Regions from separate parts of the Homo sapiens genome. Here region 2 is linked to region 1. Evidence: chromatin loops called from intact Hi-C (ENCODE). Cell type or tissue: GM12878. All regions are shown on one strand. Each heading gives the region's core, and the rest is flanking DNA. Links, peaks and the distances in the headings are about the cores only. Region 1 overlaps FHOD3 (formin homology 2 domain containing 3). Region 2 overlaps FHOD3 (formin homology 2 domain containing 3).

Region 1 (4,396 bases), core at 160-4,159:
AGAGGAGCAAGGCAAGGCTGGGAGTGGTGAGCAGGAGATTTAGGGTGTCTGAAGGGGGAGAAAGCAGAAGGGTGGTGGGGGCAGAGGCTGGCAAGGAGAGACTGGGGGCTGTGAAGAGAGCCAGCAGGATTTCCCAGGAGCTGAAATCTGTGAACAGCTTGAACAAGGGCTGTGTCCCATCACAGGGTACGTGAGGGTGGAAGACAAGAGAATGAGCTAATCAAGATGTCAAGGACCTCATACCAGACACAAAGATGAACTGAAAACAGACCATAGTCCTAAGTGTAAGGGCCAAAACAATGAAACTCCCAGAGGAAAACAGGAGCAAGTCTCCATGACTGGGTTAGGCAGTCATGGTTCTTGCCACATGTGCTTTCCATGTCTTAGATATGACAAAAGCATAAGTGACAAGAGAAAAAAATAGTTTGGACTTCATAAAAATTAAAGCCTTTTGCATCCCCAAAAGACATAATTGGTAAAGTGAAAACACAAGCCACAGAATGGGAGAAAATGTTTGTAAATCATATATCTGATATCTGATGACCTGGAAGACAGGCCATGTGAAAGAAGCCAGACACAAAAGGTGAAGTACTGTTTAATTTCATTTGTATGAGATGGCCAGAAAAGACACATCTCTAGAGGGACAGAGTAGATTGGTGGTTGCCTCTTGCTGAGTGTGGGGACACAGAGCGATTGCAGATGGGTATGAAGGTTTGGGGGTGTTTTTGCATTGATGAAAAAGTTAAAAAAGTTAGATTGTAATGACTGTATAACTCTATGAAGATACTAATAATCAGTGGATTATATCCATAAAACAGGTGGGTTTTATGGTACCTAAATTATACCTCATTAAAGCTTACAAAAAACGTGTAAGGGAATGACTATGGAAGAGAGACACTGAGCTGGTGACGGCCGGGCTAGGTGTGGGGAGAAATTCCAGCTTCTGTGATGAGAGGACACTAGCTGAGCGGAAGTTGACTGAGAAAGTTCATTCCGTCTGCCTCATGTCTTGTTGAAGTGAGGGTGAAGGAAACTGGAAGATGAGAGAACCAGACTGGCCTCTCTGAGAAGGTATCTAGAGAGTTGACCTGTTTTGGTAGGTCCCTTTTCCCCAAGTGCACAAACTTCACACTTTGGTTGTAGCACATGTTGCCCAGGGTGCTTCCACCTGGGTCCCCTGTGTGTCTCGGACTCCTCACACCTTCCAGTTAAAGTAGATGACTCATTCCTCAGAGGCTGACGCACTTAGAGTTGCACACACAGGAGGCACAGACATTAGTATAGTCCCTTGAGAAAATTAAAATGCTACATCATGGGAACTTTAATGAAGAACAGGAAAAAGCATCAAATAGTAACAAATGGATTATTATTGTCGATTCTTGAATGGGCAGTGAAGAGAGAACGAGAAAAAGGTATGATGAGGAGAGAGGTGGGAGGAATGAGAAGAGGCAGACAAAAATGAAGCAAGAGACATACAGAAAGTGAGAATATTCAGACATTAAGACAAATGGAACGAGGGAGAGAAAGTGGCTGAAAGAACAGTAATATCAACAAGGGTATTACCTAACATTATTCAGCATTTATCACATGCCAGCCATGTCCACAGCATGTTACTTGCATTGATTGATTGAATTCTCACACCCTCAGGAGAAGGTAGACATTATCTTATTTTACAGACAATAAAGCCAAGGCTCAGAGAGGTTAAGTAACTTGTCCAAGATCACACAGCTGGCTTCAGAGTCGATGTTTTTCTACCTCTACAGTCTGCCAGGGGAGAAGAGAACACACCCGGAGATTAATGTAGTGGCAACTGCCTCTCTTGCTTAAACTTTGAGCTTCTGGGCAAGTTAATCTTAGCTAGCACTGTCCTTTTACTAGCTGATGACTGGTTCAAATCCTCCTCCATCTCTTTATCCCTGAGATGGAGTGCCAGTTGAGCCCCACAGCTCCAGAAGCTTACTAAGAGCTTTTTACTCCTGGGGCAACTGTTGAGGGGGCCCTTGTCCCTACTTTTGCCAGATGGTGAAACATCTGTTTCTATCCTTGACTGAAACTATAGTTTATTTCTTCTAATTTAAGTGGAGGAGTACTTGGGAGCATTGATTTCACTGTTGGTTGCTGGAGAAAGTCATCAAGCTTCTGTCTCTATACCACTCAATTAAATAATGTAAGCACTTGTTCTTATAGTCACAAAGGGCTTTATATGTTACTCTTGTAAAAAGGCTCCCTTGAGACACAGGGTCAGAACTGAAACATGCAGGTTTCTGTGAACCTTAGTTGGTTAAACCAGACTTTTCCCAAGGCCACTGATATTACTGTAACAGAAGTCTGTGTATTCTGAGAAGGCAGGATGTTTCAGAAAGTTCTTTTAGCGGTAGTGCCGTTGTGTCCCTGGTGCGTGTGCCTCCATAGGGGTTTCCTTGAGTTGCTTATCTATTTTAGATAGTCCCCTTGGCACTTGGGTAGCCTTGGCCTTGGCCTTGGTTGTGAGCAGCCCATTGGTTGTGGCTGCCTGCTCCAAAGAGTGGCTGTTCAGAAGCTGGTGATGTGTCCCTGGCAGTGGCTGTGCTGATAGGAAAGGAATCCGAGTCTCCCTGGGGAGATTAAGGTCAAGCTGAGCCGCGTTGCCTTCTGGGTCACTGGATTCTGGGTACTTGGCGCATTCCACTTCATCTTGCTGCAAAAACACAGACTCAAAAGGAGTGGCAGCTGCAAAACTAACCCAGAATGCTGGTATCAGGGAGAAAAGGATGGCTAAGGTGCTTACAGTAAATACATACTGACAGCCTCTCTTTGGTATGTGGAAGCCCTATGAAGGCAGATATCAAATTTTGTATTAGTCAGGGTTCTCCAGAGACACAGAACCAAGAGAATATCTATCTATCTGATATGGATTGGCTCTGTGTCCCCAACCAAACCTTGTCTCAAATTGTGATCGTCAGGTGTGGAGGGAGGGACCTGGTGGGAGGTGATTGAATCATGGGGGCAGTTTCCCCCATGCTGTTCTCATGATAGTGAGTGAATTCTCATGAGATCTTAGGCTTTAAAAGTGTTTGGCAGTCACCCCCCCATCCCTCCCCACCGCTTTCTCCCCAGCCACCTTGTGAAGAAGGTGCTGCTTTCCCTTTACCTTCCACCATGATGGTGAATTTCCTGAGCCTCCCCAGCCATGTGGAACTGTGAGTCAACTGAACCTCTTTCCTTATAAATTAGCCAGTCTCAGGCAGTTCTTTAGAGCAGTGTGAAAACGGACCAGCTCCTATTCTCTCTCTCTCTCTCTCTCATCTATGTAATCTATCTATCTAGAAATATTTATTTTTAAGGAATTGGCTCAGGCAGTTGTGGGGACTGGCAAATCTGAAATCTTCAGGGCAGGCTAGCAGGCTGGAAATGCAGGTAGGATTTCTATATTCCTGTCTTAAAGCTCCATATACTTTGTGCATCTCATAGAGTACATCTCATACGTATGTATGAGTTCAGAAAATAATAGTCTAAAGATGCAAATCTTGAGAGGTTGTCCATGTGAATTCACTGTAAGCAGCTTAGCATCCTTTTCTGCCTGATATTGGCACCAGTAGAATGAGGGAATGAATGAGAGGAGCACACATCTGGGGGGCAGCTCTGTGGAGATGTTAGGGGCACTGACTCTAGGGTCAGACTGCCTGGGTTGAGTCTGAGCTCTGTCGCTTTCTAGCTGTGTGACTTCAGCTCCATTGCTTAACTTTTCTGGGCCTTGATTTCCTTATCTTTAGAATGTCAATAATGTTATCTACCTGTATTTGTCCATTTTCACACTGCTATAAAGACATACCTGAGACTGGGTAATTTATAAAGGAAAGAGGTTTAATTGACTCACAGTTCTGCATGGCTGGGGAGGCCTCAGGAAACTTAGAATCATGGCAGAAGGTGAAGGAGAAGCAAAGGCACATCTTACAGGTGGCAGGTGAGAGTGAGTGAGAAAGCAAAGTGGGAAGAGCCCCTTATAAAACCATCAGATCTTATGAGAACTCACTATCACAAGAACAGCATGGGGGAAACCACCCCCCTGATCCAATCACCCCCCACCAGGTCCCTCCCTCACACCTGGGGATTACAAGTCAAGATGAGATTTGGGTGGGGACACAAAGCCTAACCCTATCACTACGTCATAGAAATTTTCTGAATACTAAATCTGTAAAAAGTACTTAGAACCTCATCTGGCGCATGATAAGCATTCCATAAATGTTAACAACTATTATTATTTCTGAGCCGAAACTGACATAGTGTCCCATAGTGGGGAAGGGAGTATGCCTGTGATTCTTTAATTTTCCTTTGAAAGTTTTAGCCATGAAGGAAGAAAAGGGTGTATTTACTGGAAAGGCAGGGATAAAATGATTGTCTTTAAACAGATATGATT
Region 2 (4,396 bases), core at 78-4,077, 130 kb after region 1:
AGCCATTATGAATATGGATATGATTTTCACATCTTCTGTGAAAGTATGGCCAAATAAACATGGTAGAGTAGGGCTATGTATTTGGCCCATTTACAGAAAGCAAGACTCCAGAATGTTCTTGGGTTTAGCTAACCTGTAAAGCTGTGACCAGGCCAGATGTTGAGGGAATTAGGAATCTGGATGATATCTGATCCTCCCGTGTTCTTTCCAGTCCTCCACGTGGTCTTAAAAATTAAATCATTTATTGACATATTAGATGCTGGGGACACTATTTTCTCTTCCTCAGTTTCCCTCTTTGCACAGCATTTCTCACTGTGGTTCATTTTGTTCCATGTCACCTCATCTGAACCTCCACTCTCCATCCCCAGGCTCACAGGTTCTGCCACTCCTTCCTCTGGGAACCCTTAGTGTTACCATCACCTTCTCACATGACATTGCCATGGTTTGGGGACATGTCTGTCTCCCCAAATAGGCGAAATTTTATGGAAAAAAGTATTGGGCAAAAGTTTGTTCCCATATATCCCCTCCAGCTTCCCCAATTTCCCATTAGTAAAATCTTGCATGAATGTGGTACGTTTGTTACAACTGATAAACCAACGGCTGAGACTGTTTTCATTTACAATTATAACCTCATGCTCAGCATAGCACCTACCTAGTAGATAACCAATCATTAAGATTATTGTAGGGTTTATATACTCATAAGTATTTAAAATGTGATTATAATCCAAGGGAATTGGGATTTCAATAAGTTCTTCTTAAGCAGTCTTCTGTCTTACCAGGTCTCATGACCTTGTCATTGTTCACGTGTAGCCTCCTCATCCTCAGGCTAAATCGGGGGTACCTCAAGCCTCCACTACTCACAGTCATCCCCACAGACAAAAGGGATGAGTCAGACTTCTCAAAAGCAAAGCCTTTGCTTTGGCATGTGTGTGTTTTCTCTCTGAATTTACACGGTGGCATAAATGTCATGGCTAGGATGTGAGTGAGTTTCAGTGGCTCAGTTGTTTACCTTATTTTTATTGTACAATCACATCATACGGCCAATTCCATTTCTGTTAGCCATTTTCAGTTACTCTTCTGCATTTCCTTGAGGCTCCAGTCCCAGCTCTGGGGCCAGCATCTATGGTACCTCTCTGCCTACATTTCTTCACCTGTTCAATGAAGATGTTGGATTCGGTCCATGATTTTTACCCTGCAGTTCACAGAATGTCCTGAAAGACCACAGGAAGTTTCTGGGCATCCATATCCCTGAAATTGTATTAACATCTTGTGTATCTGAACTTTTTCTTTTCTTTTTCTTTTTTTTTTTTTTTTTTACAACTTGTATATGGAGGCCATAACTCCAACAAGCTTCAAAATCACAGGAAAATAAGATTTCCAAAGTCCGACCAAGCAATTTTTTTTCACTGTAAAATAAAGTTTTCGTGATGCCACATTTTCTCTTGAAAACATCAGCAGGTAATAATGGAGTGAGGCTGCGGGTTGAAATGAGCCATGCTTCCTGGGGGTTCGTTTGTCACGTGCCGCATTTGAGTTCTTGAGAACAAGGTCTAGAGTCCAATTCTCTTGCCTCACTCAGTGCTGACAGTAACTTGGGTTGCGTGCTTCCTGGCTAGGGAAATGGGCGTCACCCAAGCCTGGCCAGTCATTTTGTAGAGGCTGTCTTGGGTCGTGTTTCAGAGAGTTGTTTTTCACCAACTCTCTCTGACTGGTGTTTGAAGAGCAAATGGCACACAGCTAAATGCCTGGCAGATAAGGAGCTAATTTCTCATGGCTGCACCTGAAAAACCATGATGGTTGTATTGTCAATAACTGCTGCCAACAGACTGTCAGTGTAGACCTGGACATTGCGCCTGTGAATAAATCTCCTCTTGAAACGTGGTATACTTTGCAGCAGCCCAGGGGAAAAAGGAAAGTTATTGTCTTCCCTGAGCAGAGGAGAGGCTCTGGGGACGTGGTCCAGGTTTTCCCACGGGGAGCTTCGTTAATGTATTTGACACTTGATGAGAGAAGCATGTGCTGTAATTATTAGTCTCACAGTTCAGCGATTTTTATAGACCCCAAAGCGTGATACTGTAGATGTATCTTTCACTCCCCTACTTCCGTTCTTGAAGGGGATTTTTGTTCCTCCCCCTACATATTCTTTCACTGATGTAAATTGGTTCTCATTTTTCTCATTGGGCCCTTCTAATTAATGTTCTGGTCTGTCTTTCCCCACACACTGAAGTTTTCTTCATTGTGCTCTTGGCTGAACAGGAAGCATAGCACCCCTTTGGCTGTACTTTTCAGCACTGATCTTTGTGGGCCACAAAGGGGTTTTGAGACAAAGCAGGAATGGTCCCCAGGGGTCTCCAATGCTTTGCCCTCTACTCTTGTTATTACAAGCTAGTTTACAGCATAATACATGATTGCAACTATTAAAGGGACATAGTTCATTTTAAAAGGCAAGAAACATGGCAAGAAAGGATGGAGGGGCAGTTCTAAAGACTTCCACAAATAATGTTCTGATTACACCTTCTTGTGGTTACCAAAGATAAGCTTCTAATTGCATTTACTCAAAGGCTAATGCTACCCAAATGAGTATACCCCAGGCAGATTTAATTTGGAAGCGGTGGGAGAAAAAATGCATATGTTTCTTCATTTATTTATTGGCCAAGTGCAAGCTGTACTTAACCTAAAAGTAAGGGATGTATAATCAGCCTGCCCCCAGCTTCTCCCCAGCTGCTGGAATCAGCAATCAGCAGTACTTCTCCAGGACCTTCTGCAGCCTTAGCTCTCATTGGCTGCTGGCCACCCCTTGGGGCTGTGCTGGGGGGACCTCTTTGCACACCTCCCACCTGGCAGTCCCAGAGCTTCAGGAGAAAGGCAAATCTTAATGACTCCAGTTTGATCTCAGCCCCCATTTCTGCTTTGAGTTTTACTGTTATACTTTTTTTTTGTTTGTTTGAGAAAGAGATAGAATTTCTGCTGGTAGGTAGAAGAGGATCCAGCAGGCATTTCCCTATGTCAGACGTCATGCCCAAACCAGCAACTCTGATGTGACAGCCCTGTCACCTCCGCTCTGTCGCCAAGGCTGGAGTACAGTGGCATGATCATGGCTCACTGCAGCCTTGACCTCCTGGGTTCAAGCAGTCCTCCCACCTCAGCCTCCTGAGTAGCTGGGGCTGTAGGCCACCACCCCTGGCTAATTTTTGTATTTTTTTTTTGTAGAGGCAGGATTTCACCAGGTTGCTCAGTCTAGTCTCAAATTTCTTGGCTCAAGCGATCTGCCGGCCCTGGCCTCCCAAAGTGCTGGGATTACACGTGTGAGCCACTGTGCCCGGCCTTTTTATGCTTTTTTGACATTCACCAGGAAGGGACCCACAGTGTCATGTCTTGGTTGCTCAGCACCTTTTTTTCCTTGATGCTCTGATTTAGAGCTTTCCACCTGAGTCTGGGATGGCAGGAACCATCTGCTCCCCTGCAACCTCCCCTGATTGGAGCTGTACTACCCTCACTAACATGTGTTCATGGCCAAGGTGAGCAAAGAGAAGCAAGGAGAACCTCTGCGAACTCACGAGAAAAGTTTGGGATTCGCATATAGGTGAAGCCTCTGCAGCTGCCCTCTTGCTGGCTTAGGGTAGTCTACAGCCCCCTTCTGCACCACATGTGGAATCTACTTTATTTTGCTTTGCCTGATTTTCAGGCAGTGGGCACACTTGAATTCCTTTCCTTGAGATTCAGGAGCTGTTAGGACAGTCTATACAGTATATTGCATGTAGCTGGAGGGTCAGTGGACCTGCAACTAGGCTGTGCCAACCACAGATTGAAGTCATATGTGCACATGCCTCTGCACACACACACACCCACATATACACGTGGGAGACCCACACAGTGAGCACAGCCTGCAGAGTAGAGAATTGGATTGCAGAACTAGGGAGCACGATGTCTGTCAGTCATCCTACCTCGAGGAATCCTTGCACACACCTGCATAACCCAGACTGAAAATACCTGAATCTACATAGACAGGCTGCTTCTAAAGAAGGGGTGATTGGAGTTCCATAGGAAATGGATCCAAGAGTGATGTAAAGAATGTCTTTGGGAATCTGGCAGGCCAGGTACCGTTCCTGGTTGAGCCCTTCACATTCTAGTCTCAGCTGAAGGAGAGGCCTGCACAGCCTTGGTGAAGTTTCTGTGTGGTGAAACTTGGATGCAACACAAATGGAATGCCTGGTTTCTTGAACTTGGAATGTTACCCAGCAGATAAAGCTCCAGAGGACACCTCACATGGCATTGTTAGTCCTGCAGCAAGGAACCCAGGCCCTGGGCTGTGGGAGGAAGTGCTTCTCCTTTGGTCTGTGTGGGCCTCTCTTGAACCACATCAAAGGGCTGTCACATCAAAGTTGCTGGTTTGGGC

Evidence for each region. A loop is a pair of places that touch in the nucleus more often than their neighbours do. Peaks named below come from ENCODE experiments on the same cell type or tissue, not always from the same donor. Only the 100,000 strongest peaks of a DNase experiment are listed, where the experiment ranks them.
Region 2: a loop joins it to region 1, with 9 times the contacts of the local background. A loop is called at or near these places in 1 of 110 quality-filtered maps.

The regions. Positions count from the first base shown.
Region 1 is chr18:36,364,839-36,369,234 of GRCh38, forward strand. All of the region lies in intron 2 of FHOD3 (formin homology 2 domain containing 3), which reads left to right. Among named protein-coding and RNA genes, the nearest start is that of FHOD3, 69 kb to the left of the region's middle. RefSeq lists an enhancer at 2,401-2,450. In GM12878, for the core only: no CTCF peak of the experiment used is centred there; DNase peaks (open chromatin) are centred at 1,223 and 2,353; H3K27ac peaks cover 3,404 bases.
Region 2 is chr18:36,491,916-36,496,311 of GRCh38, forward strand. All of the region lies in intron 3 of FHOD3 (formin homology 2 domain containing 3), which reads left to right. Among named protein-coding and RNA genes, the nearest start is that of FHOD3, 200 kb to the left of the region's middle. In GM12878, for the core only: no CTCF peak of the experiment used is centred there; no DNase peak of the experiment used is centred there.